2 separate regions of the Mus musculus genome follow, and region 2 is linked to region 1. Evidence: chromatin loops called from intact Hi-C (ENCODE). Cell type or tissue: left cerebral cortex. All regions are shown on one strand. Each heading gives the region's core, and the rest is flanking DNA. Links, peaks and the distances in the headings are about the cores only. Region 1 holds the start of Ctnnbl1 (catenin, beta like 1). Region 2 holds the start of Tti1 (TELO2 interacting protein 1).

Region 1 (4,388 bases), core at 167-4,166:
GCTGTTTTAACTGCAACAAACATTGGCCTAACACTGCTTTTTTTTTCTCTTTTCTTTTTTCTTTTCTTTTGGTTTGGTTTGGTTTCTGAACACGATTTCTCTGTGAGACCCTGGCTGTCCTGGAACTCACTCTGTAGACGAGGCTGGCCTCAAACTCAGAAATCCGCCTGCCTCTGCCTCCTCCCAAATGCTGGGACTAAAGGTGTGAATCACCAACCACCAGACATAGCTAGGCTTTTTGTTGTTCTTTCATTTTGGTTTGCTTTTATTTTTTGGTTTTTCAAGACAGAGTCTCTCTGTGTAGCCTTGGCTGTCCTCTGTAGACCAGGCTGGCCTCGGACTCAATGAGATACACCTGCCTCTGCCTCCCAAGTGCTGGGATTAAAGGCGCCAGCTTCTTAACAGACTCTTACCAGAAGAAGAACTTTCTTCACAACCGACCATAAGGTCGGTACCATGAGGTATCTGTTCAAGATTACAACAACTAGTTAGTAAGGCAAAAGGCATGGAAGGCAACCTGGGGCTCCAAATCCAGGCCTTTTATTTTATTTTATTGTAGTGGTGGTGGGGTGTCTCAGTATGTACCCCTGGCTGGCCTGGAACTCAGTGACCCACTGGCCGCTGCCTCCCTCCCAACTTTCAGGCACTGAGATTCAAGGCAGCCATGGCTAACAGCTCAGGTTCACAGGTTCTTACCGCCTACTCTGGCCTGCAGAGATATCACTTTTTTGTTGTTGTTGGTTTTGGGGGTTTTTTGAGTTTTTTTTTTTTTTTTTTTTTAGAGACAGGGTTTCTCTGTATAGCCCTAGCTGTCCTGGAACTCACTCTGTAGACCAGGCTGGCCTCAAACTCAGAAATCCATCTGCCTCTGCCTCCCAAGTGCTGGGATTAAAGGCACGAGCCACCACGCCCGGCCTAGAGCTATCACTTTTAAACTCAAGTTCACAGGTTCTCACTGCCTACTCTTGACTGCAAAGCTATCACTTTTAAAACATCACACCTTGAACAAAATGCAAGTGGATAAGGTTGGCTTACCCACTTTTTATTTCATCCATCACCCAAAGTCTGCTCCATCATATTATGGCCTCATACATATTCAATCAATATGATCAAGGATCTGTGATCAATATAAAAATACTACCTTTTTCATACTAAGTCTTTAAAATGAAGTGTGATTTACAATTACAGTACTTCCTAATTCAGAATAATTACAGTTTATGGGTCCCAACGCCTATTGCAGCTAATGAAAACAAAGATGGACACAAGAAGCCTCGTTAGGCAGTCAAAAGAGGGACAAAACTCTGAGTTGGGAGTCTGGACACTTGAGCTTTGTAACTGTTGAGTGACCTCAAGAGAGTCCTTTCTTCTCTCTGGGTCACCCGTTCCTCACAAGCACCCTGAGCAAGGAGGTCGAGAGGTCTCTTACCGACCCATTCCAAGCTCCGTCTTCCAAACAGCTTAACAATAGCAGGGAACGTGGGCACAGGTTTCTGCACTTTCAAATGACCTTTCACATACATCCATCCACTTTATAGATTTTAAAAGAAGAATTGAGACTCCGTGACGGGAGAAAGACTTCTCCAAAGCTACACTGACACTTGGTAAAGAAACTGAGGCTCAACACCGGGGGGGGGGGGGGGGCGGGGGTCTTCACAACTGTCTCCCCAAGCCCTGTGAATTGGTAGAAACGAGACGGAAGAGGAGCTGAGGGCTACCGGGTGGGGAACAGAAATCACAAGGCTCAGGTCTGGAGAAGGAAGGGGTCGAAAGGGTCCAGAGGGCTTAGGGGAGTGAAGTGCAATGACAGGATGCAAGCCCGGGTGACATGAGAAGTGAGGGCCAGGGACCGAGGGGAGGCAAGATGACGGGACTCTGTCCCTGCTACCCGAGCGAGGATGAGGAGCCCTCCGGCCTCGCCAACTGCTCTTACCTGGTAGCTTAAAAGTTCGCCCACGTCCATGGTTCCGGACCCAATCAGCACAGGGTACCCTGGTTGCCTCCACTCAACTCCCGAACCACGGGCCGCTCAGAGGCTTTTCCTGACACACTGCCGTAAAGCGCCAGGCCCCAGAACCAATAGAGTAAAAGAGCGCGTGGCCGGTGAGCCCGCCACACTGCCGTAAAAGGACGCGCTGCCGTAAAGCGCGCCGCGTTTTGACAATTCTGCTTCCGCCTGTAACCTGAAGGGGCGGGGAAAGGGGCGGATACTTAGGGGATGAACCTAAAAGCGAGGCCGTTATCCAAGAGTAGAGCAGAGTGCTTGGCATTTCGTGGGTAACCTTAAAGAGCTTCCAGAGACTGGCACTTTTGTTCTTTCATTCTCATTTCACAGATAATTGAAGTTGGCCTGTTGGTGGTGTTGAATGCCTTTAATCCCAGCACTGGGGAAGCAGAGGCAGGCAGAGCTCCGCAGGCATATGTTTTGAGTTCGAGGACAGCCTCGTCTACAGAAACGAGTTCCAGGACAGCTAGGGCTACAGGGAGAGAAGAGGGAGGGAAAGAGGGAGAGGAAGGAGCTGAGGTTTGAAATTATGCGCCCCATAGTTAGTCACATGTGGCTCTGGGGCACTTGAAGTGTGCCTAGTCCTAATAAAGATGTTAAGTGTTAATCAAATGCACAGTGGATTTTTCGTACTTGAACTGGTTCCTTTTTTTTTTTTCACTTACTGGGTAAAGGAAGATATATTATGAAATGAATTTGACTTTCCTCTCATTTGTTAAGCGTACTTAGTAGATATACTGAAATTGTATATGTGGATTTCATTTTGGGGTTCCCATTATGCTTCCCCTGGGCTTACAAAATGGCTTCCGGCCATAGGTGGCTGAGAAACCATTGATATCATGTTTGTTTTTTTCCCCCAGGCTTCTTTGTATTCACTAACACAAGACCCAGTGGCAACTGGAAGATCTCCTGTCTACCCAAGCTGTATTAAAGGGTCTGGGGGTCTGGAGACATGGCTCAGCGCTTAGAACCATTTACTGCTCTCTAGACGTCTACTTCCGTTCCCAGCACCCATGCTGGACAGCTCACAATTGCCTGTAACTCCAGTTCTGGGGGATCTGGTGCTCTCTTCTGGTCTCTGTGCAGACCCACAAGCACACGCATACACACATTTATATATATATAAAGGTTGGTTCCTGGGGAAGGAATTTGCCCATTATTGAGAGATAGTCAAGGCGTTCCTCTTCTGGGATTACAACAGACACCATCCAGAAACCCCATTCAACTACCTCCAACTACACATAAGAAAATTGTTATTCCTCAAACTGCCACAACCTCTCCTCATTATTCTCTCTGTTAGCACTTCCTCTACTGTTCACAGACTCAATCTGTCATTTTGTACTTGATGGTTGACATTTTATGTTTTGACAGCCTCATTAATTGGACTCCAAACTCTCTAAAAGTTGGGATTGAGTTTGTCAACCTCACCCTCGAATCTTCAAAGCCCAGAACAACGCATGACAGAGAAGGTTTCACCGTGGGCTTTGTGAGTGTTGTTAAGGAGAGTGGATTTTATGTTATCTACTTTGGGAAGTTGTTGAGATCGTCAAAACAGGGATGCTTTCTGATTGGGTTTTTGTTTTTAAAGAGTAGCCAATGTAAACTGCTTTTTACAGAGTTCATTTGCATGTCCTTCCCCTCCCTTTCAATTAAGTGTAGATTGTGACCTCCAGAGAGGCAGGACAGAATAAAGGTAACCATGAACAGAACTATTTTCTAGTTTGTGCCTTGCCTCAGTCAGCTTCAATAGGCAGATTTGCAAAAGCCCAGTCTGGAGGTTTGAATAAAAATGGCCCCCATGGGCCCATAGGGAGTGGCACTATTAGGAGGTGTGGCCTTGTTAGAGGAGGTGTGGCTTTGTTGGAAAGGTGTGTCACTAGGGAGTAGGTTTTGAGGTTTCAGAAGCTCAAGCCTGGCTATTGTATCACTGTCTCTCCCTGCTAGCTACAGATCGAGATATAGAACTCTCAGCTCCTTCTCCAGCACCATGTCTGTCTGCACAATGCCATGTTTCCCACCATAACCATAATGGACTAAACCTCTGAACTGTAAGCCAGCCCCAAAGAAACCTTTGTATAAGAGTTGCCATGGTCATAGTATCTCTTCACAACAATAAAACCCTGACTAAGGTAGGTGCCAGGGACTGGGGTATTGCTGTGATAAGCCTGACCATGCTTTGGTTTGGAGGAGTGCAGACTTTGGGATTTTGGATTAGAAAAGCAGTTGAATGCTTTAAGTGGGGCTTAATGGGCCATCTTAGTAGGAACATGGAAGATAGTGGTACCTGGAGTGATTTGAACCTATGGGGACCTGCCTCAAGAGGTTTCAATGGAGAAGAATGTTAGTGTGTGGCCTAGAGACTGTTCAAGGAGAAATGGGACAGCAA
Region 2 (4,388 bases), core at 181-4,180, 290 kb before region 1:
TAAAGATAGCAGCACATAATAAAGCCACAATAACATAAACTACCATCATCTCCATTTTCTATATAAGGAATAAAGGACATAGAGGTTAAACTGTTGGGTTCAGTGACAGATAGACTTAACTTCCAGACAGTAGCCAGAAACAACTTGCATCCAACACCGGGCCTGGCAAGAAACAGGTAGCGCTCGGGGAATATCGTGAGAGTCTGAATTTAGTGGCAAGGGCAGAAGGCTACCCAATTTACCATCCTGTTCTCAAGTCTATGGATAGTAACTAACACGGAGTCAAGGCTTTGGAAGTACAGGTAAGTTTGTATCCGTTTTACAGATTAGAATACACCGGCACAAGGATATGAAGAAACGTTCCCAGGATCACTTAGCTAGAACACGTTTGCACCAGGTCTTAATGTGGGCAGTCTGACCAGAGACGGCTGGATCGTATTCCAATTGCCCAACACGGGGCTCCCAGCTCCAAACACAGCCACGATTTAAAACAAAAACAAAAACAACTGTCGTAAGGTGTGAGGGGGAAGCCTGATGAGGGAAGGAGCTGAGTAACTTCAAGTCTGGGCATTTGCGCCCTTGGAACTTCAGACGAATCTCCCATACCTTACCGGGCCTCAGTTTCCCTCTCCAAGTCATAAAATAACACCGTTTCCAACCTCAGACCCTCCATCAGAGCCCCAGGCCTGCAAAACAAGGCTTAAGAAGCCACAGGGCTGCGGGAGAGTGGATGAGGGAACACAGCCATGGGAGAGCCGGGGTGCGGGTGATCACCTTTGCGGAGCTCGCGGTGCCACACGGAGACGATGGGTCCTGCGTGCTTGCGGTGGTGGATGAGCCACAGGGAGAGGGTCTGCACGCTCTGCTGAGAGTTGCTCAGCTCTGAGAGCTTCTTTTCCAGCGCCGATTCTGAGAAGGAGGACATGGTGGCGGTGGTGGGGAGCAGCCCGGGCCGCCCGATGAGACGGGGAAAGCGACCGCACTCGGCCCAGGCCTCCGCTGACAGGCTGCAGGGCTCTCCGCCGACTGACAGACAGCTCGGGGTACCAGGTGGGGGGAGGGGACAGGTCTCCGCAGTAACAGCCGCCCGCGCCGCCGCCACAAGATGGCCACCCGACCTCTCACCCCGCCGCCACGGGGGTCAAAGGGCAAGGGCCACAGCCGGGCGCCGAGAGGCTTCGGAGCCGGAGGAAAACGATCCTTAGGAGGCGGCAGTATCCTTGGTCCCTGACTTCTAGCCGGCCAGGCCGAGGGAACAAATCCAGGTCCTCGAACACCGAAAATGCGCTTTAACCGCTCGCGCCCGCGCGCCGGCGCAGTGAGCCTCACCGGAACCCTTTTTCCCGCTCCGCAGAACCTTTCTGGCGCGGCGCGACGCACTACTTAGTCGTCATTTCCGCCTAGGGTGCAGGAGGCGGGAGAGTGAGGGAAAGACTGGAAGACGAGGTAAGAGTGGCGGGAGTGTAAGGGAGCCCAGCCGCTTAGGAGCGTCCAGAAACGAATCCTTAGGACACACTGAGGCAGGAAGCGCGGGAGCTGGGTGTGGGAAGGGCCGCGTCGCTTTGGTGGCTGGCCTAGGCCACACCTCCCTCCGTGCCTGGGCCCCTCTCCCCAGCGCTCCTCTAGTTCCTTTAAAGACACGAACTCTTGGCAGGGCTCCCCACTTTGGTTCCTGTTCTGACTTCCGAAGTGATACCCCTTTTCTCACCTGGTGGAACTGCGCCGTCTACTGACCTCTACTGAGTCTGGCCCCACACACACACAACTTTTTTTTTGGAGGGGTGTGATGGCTCCAAGTGCTTGCTATGCAAGAATGAGGATTTGTGTTCCCATCATTAAAAAGCCCAAGTTGGTGGGCCAGGTCTGTAACTTCAGTGTTCTGGGGCTGAGACAGGAAGATCGCCGGAGCTTGCTAGATGCCTGCTTAACTCCAGGTTCAGTGAAAGACTCAGTCTCAAAAGAATAAGCTGGAGAGTGATTGAGCGGGACACCTGACGTCCTCTGTGCGTGCACCCCCCCCCCAACACACATACCTACAACTCCCTGACGTTGTTGAACTTATTAGATGTGAGTCCCCTCCCAGCCTAAAAGACATTCCTATAGTTGATGCCTGGTTTTCTTAACTTCTCTGTCCCTAATATACATGCTTTGACCCTTCTTCACCTGGAGTGCATCATGATCATAGCTAGTGTAGTTGAGAAGTTTCTATGTGCTAGACACTTTTCAAAGCTATGAGGTAAGTGTTATCGTCTCACGGTTTAACAACTGAGGAAACAGGTTACAGAGGTGTGGTGATCACATAAGTTTCAAGCTCACAGAGCTAAGATCTGAATGAAGAGAGTGTATCTAAGTGTGTCCCAGCATCTGGAATCAAAGCTGAATTCATAGCTGATTGAATTAACGCACAAGTCAACACCTTATAATGATATAGGGAGGCAGAGGCAGGTGGTTCTCCTGAGGGTTCCAGGCCAGCTTGGTCTGTGCAGTAAATTCCAGACCAGCTTTTAAGACCCCACCTTACAAAAAAGCTCGGGCTTTTGAGACCTCATCTAAATAGTTGCTGAGTACTGAGTAACTCATGTTCTGAGTACCCTTTGTACTAAGTCTATGTATCCAGATGTTACTATTTTAAATGTCAGTCCTTAACAACAGTGCTCTGGCACGGGGATTGCTATCACCATTTGATAATGAGAACACATGAGATTCGAGTGAGTTACCTGTCCAGAGCTGCTTGGGCATAGCCAGGAAATGGCAAAACTAGAATTCAGTCAAGGCCTGACTCAGTCAAATCACCTGATCCCAAATTCCTCACATATTAGCCAAAGGTTCCTTCATTCAGTGAATAATTTCTGAGCATCTGTGTTTGAAGCACTGTTCTGGGAAAACAGACAAGCTGTCCCTGCCCTTGGGAACTTGCCTTCTAGAGAAGAGAAAAATGGACATGCAAGTATAAAATGAAACAAAAAAATGATTTTCATAAAAATCCAGGAAGCCAAGGGGGTAGGGAATGCATGGGCTTGAGAAAATGTAAGTTGGTCACATAGAAGTATGTTATATATGCCCTTCGGAGAGGATAAAGTAGCATTTGGTTGCTTGCAAGGAGCTAGAGAACAAGCCATAAGCTATCTTTCCAGATAATGAGAAAACCAACTTCACACCCTTGTTAGCAGTTTTGAGGACTTGAAAAGATGGTATACCAGAGTGATAGAAACCAGAAGGTAGTTAGACATAAAGCCAGAAGAGTATGGAGGGACCGTGTCACGTGGGCACCGGTAGGCACGAGTAAGGGTTTAGTGTTCTCTGAACGGTCAGTAGCAAGTGAGGACAGAGCACTGATTCTTACTGCACTGTTCTGTTGTGGCATTTGCACGCAGGCTTTGCTTACATAAGCAAGGCTATTATGTAGGAGACGAACATAGTACAAGAAAGACAGGAAGGCCAGGTTGTCAGCTGCTGTAATAACCCAGGTGAAAGGGTGACGCAGTCCAGGATTTTGCCGGTGGAGGAAGCAGGAAAAGGACAGAAGGTGGAGATACTTTAAAGGAAGAGATAACAGGATTTGCTGGTAGATTGGGATTAGATATGAAAGAAGGCAAGGAGCCGGGCGTGGTGGCGCACGCCTTTAATCCCAGCACTTGGGAGGCAGAGGCAGGTGGATTTCTGAGTTCAAGGCCAGCCTGGTCTACAAAGTGAGTTCCAGGACGGCCAGGGCTATACAGAGAAACAGAGAAACCCTGTCTCGAAAAAAAAAAGAAAGAAAGAAAGAAAGAAAGAAAGAAAGAAAGAAAGAAAGAAAGAAGGCAAGGGTTGGCCCCAGGAATACTGACCTAAGCAACTAGGAGAACAGAGTTTCTGTTTACTGAGGACAGACAGACAGATGGGTTTGAGCAATGAAAACAGCAGGGTGGACATGTTTGATTGAAAATGCTTATCTAGAAATAGTCACCAGTCACTGCTCAGTGTCTAGGGAATTGCTTCTAGGACACATGTACCCACCACACACACAGGTGCCACATTATGTCTAGGTTATATATAGTATAATATACTACATATATAAATGATGGGTAGACATTGTAACTACTTTTTAAGAAATAAGTAACACTAAGGAACAGACTAGATGTTCAGTACAATGTCAGTGGGTTTTTTGTTTTTGTTTCTTTTAACCAAATAATTATGGTCTGTGCTTGGTTGAATTGGTGGTTTGGGGCTCACAGGTACAGGAGGCCATCTATACAGGTATATAGGCAATTGAATTTATCAGTCTGGAGCTCAAGGGCAAGTTCTGGGCTACAGAAATTGTAGGAGTCATAAGAGAAAAGGTGCAGAGAGAGGCTGAGGCTCAGGACATGTCACAGTTGAAAGGTCGATTTTTATTTATTCTTATAAAT

What was found. Peaks named below come from ENCODE experiments on the same cell type or tissue, not always from the same donor. Only the 100,000 strongest peaks of a DNase experiment are listed, where the experiment ranks them.
Region 2: it touches region 1 in a loop (2.5-fold over the local background); 2 of 42 quality-filtered maps call a loop at or near these places.

Annotation. Positions count from the first base shown.
Region 1 is chr2:157,735,102-157,739,489 of GRCm38, reverse strand. It overlaps Ctnnbl1 (catenin, beta like 1), which reads right to left and starts at 2,089. Exons shown (of 16, transcript NM_025680.4): 1 at 1,931-2,089. The coding sequence starts at 1,960. In left cerebral cortex, for the core only: a CTCF peak has its summit at 2,165; a DNase peak (open chromatin) is centred at 2,100; H3K4me3 peaks cover 1,334 bases; H3K27ac peaks cover 619 bases.
Region 2 is chr2:158,025,432-158,029,819 of GRCm38, reverse strand. Tti1 (TELO2 interacting protein 1) reads left to right here and starts at 1,386. Exons shown (of 8, transcript NM_029282.2): 1 at 1,386-1,446. Rprd1b (regulation of nuclear pre-mRNA domain containing 1B) reads right to left here and starts at 1,323. Exons shown (of 7, transcript NM_001291134.1): 1 at 775-1,323. The coding sequence starts at 925. In left cerebral cortex, for the core only: CTCF peaks have their summits at 1,099 (motif pointing right) and 1,729; DNase peaks (open chromatin) are centred at 223, 1,127 and 1,335; H3K4me3 peaks cover 1,928 bases; H3K27ac peaks cover 1,483 bases.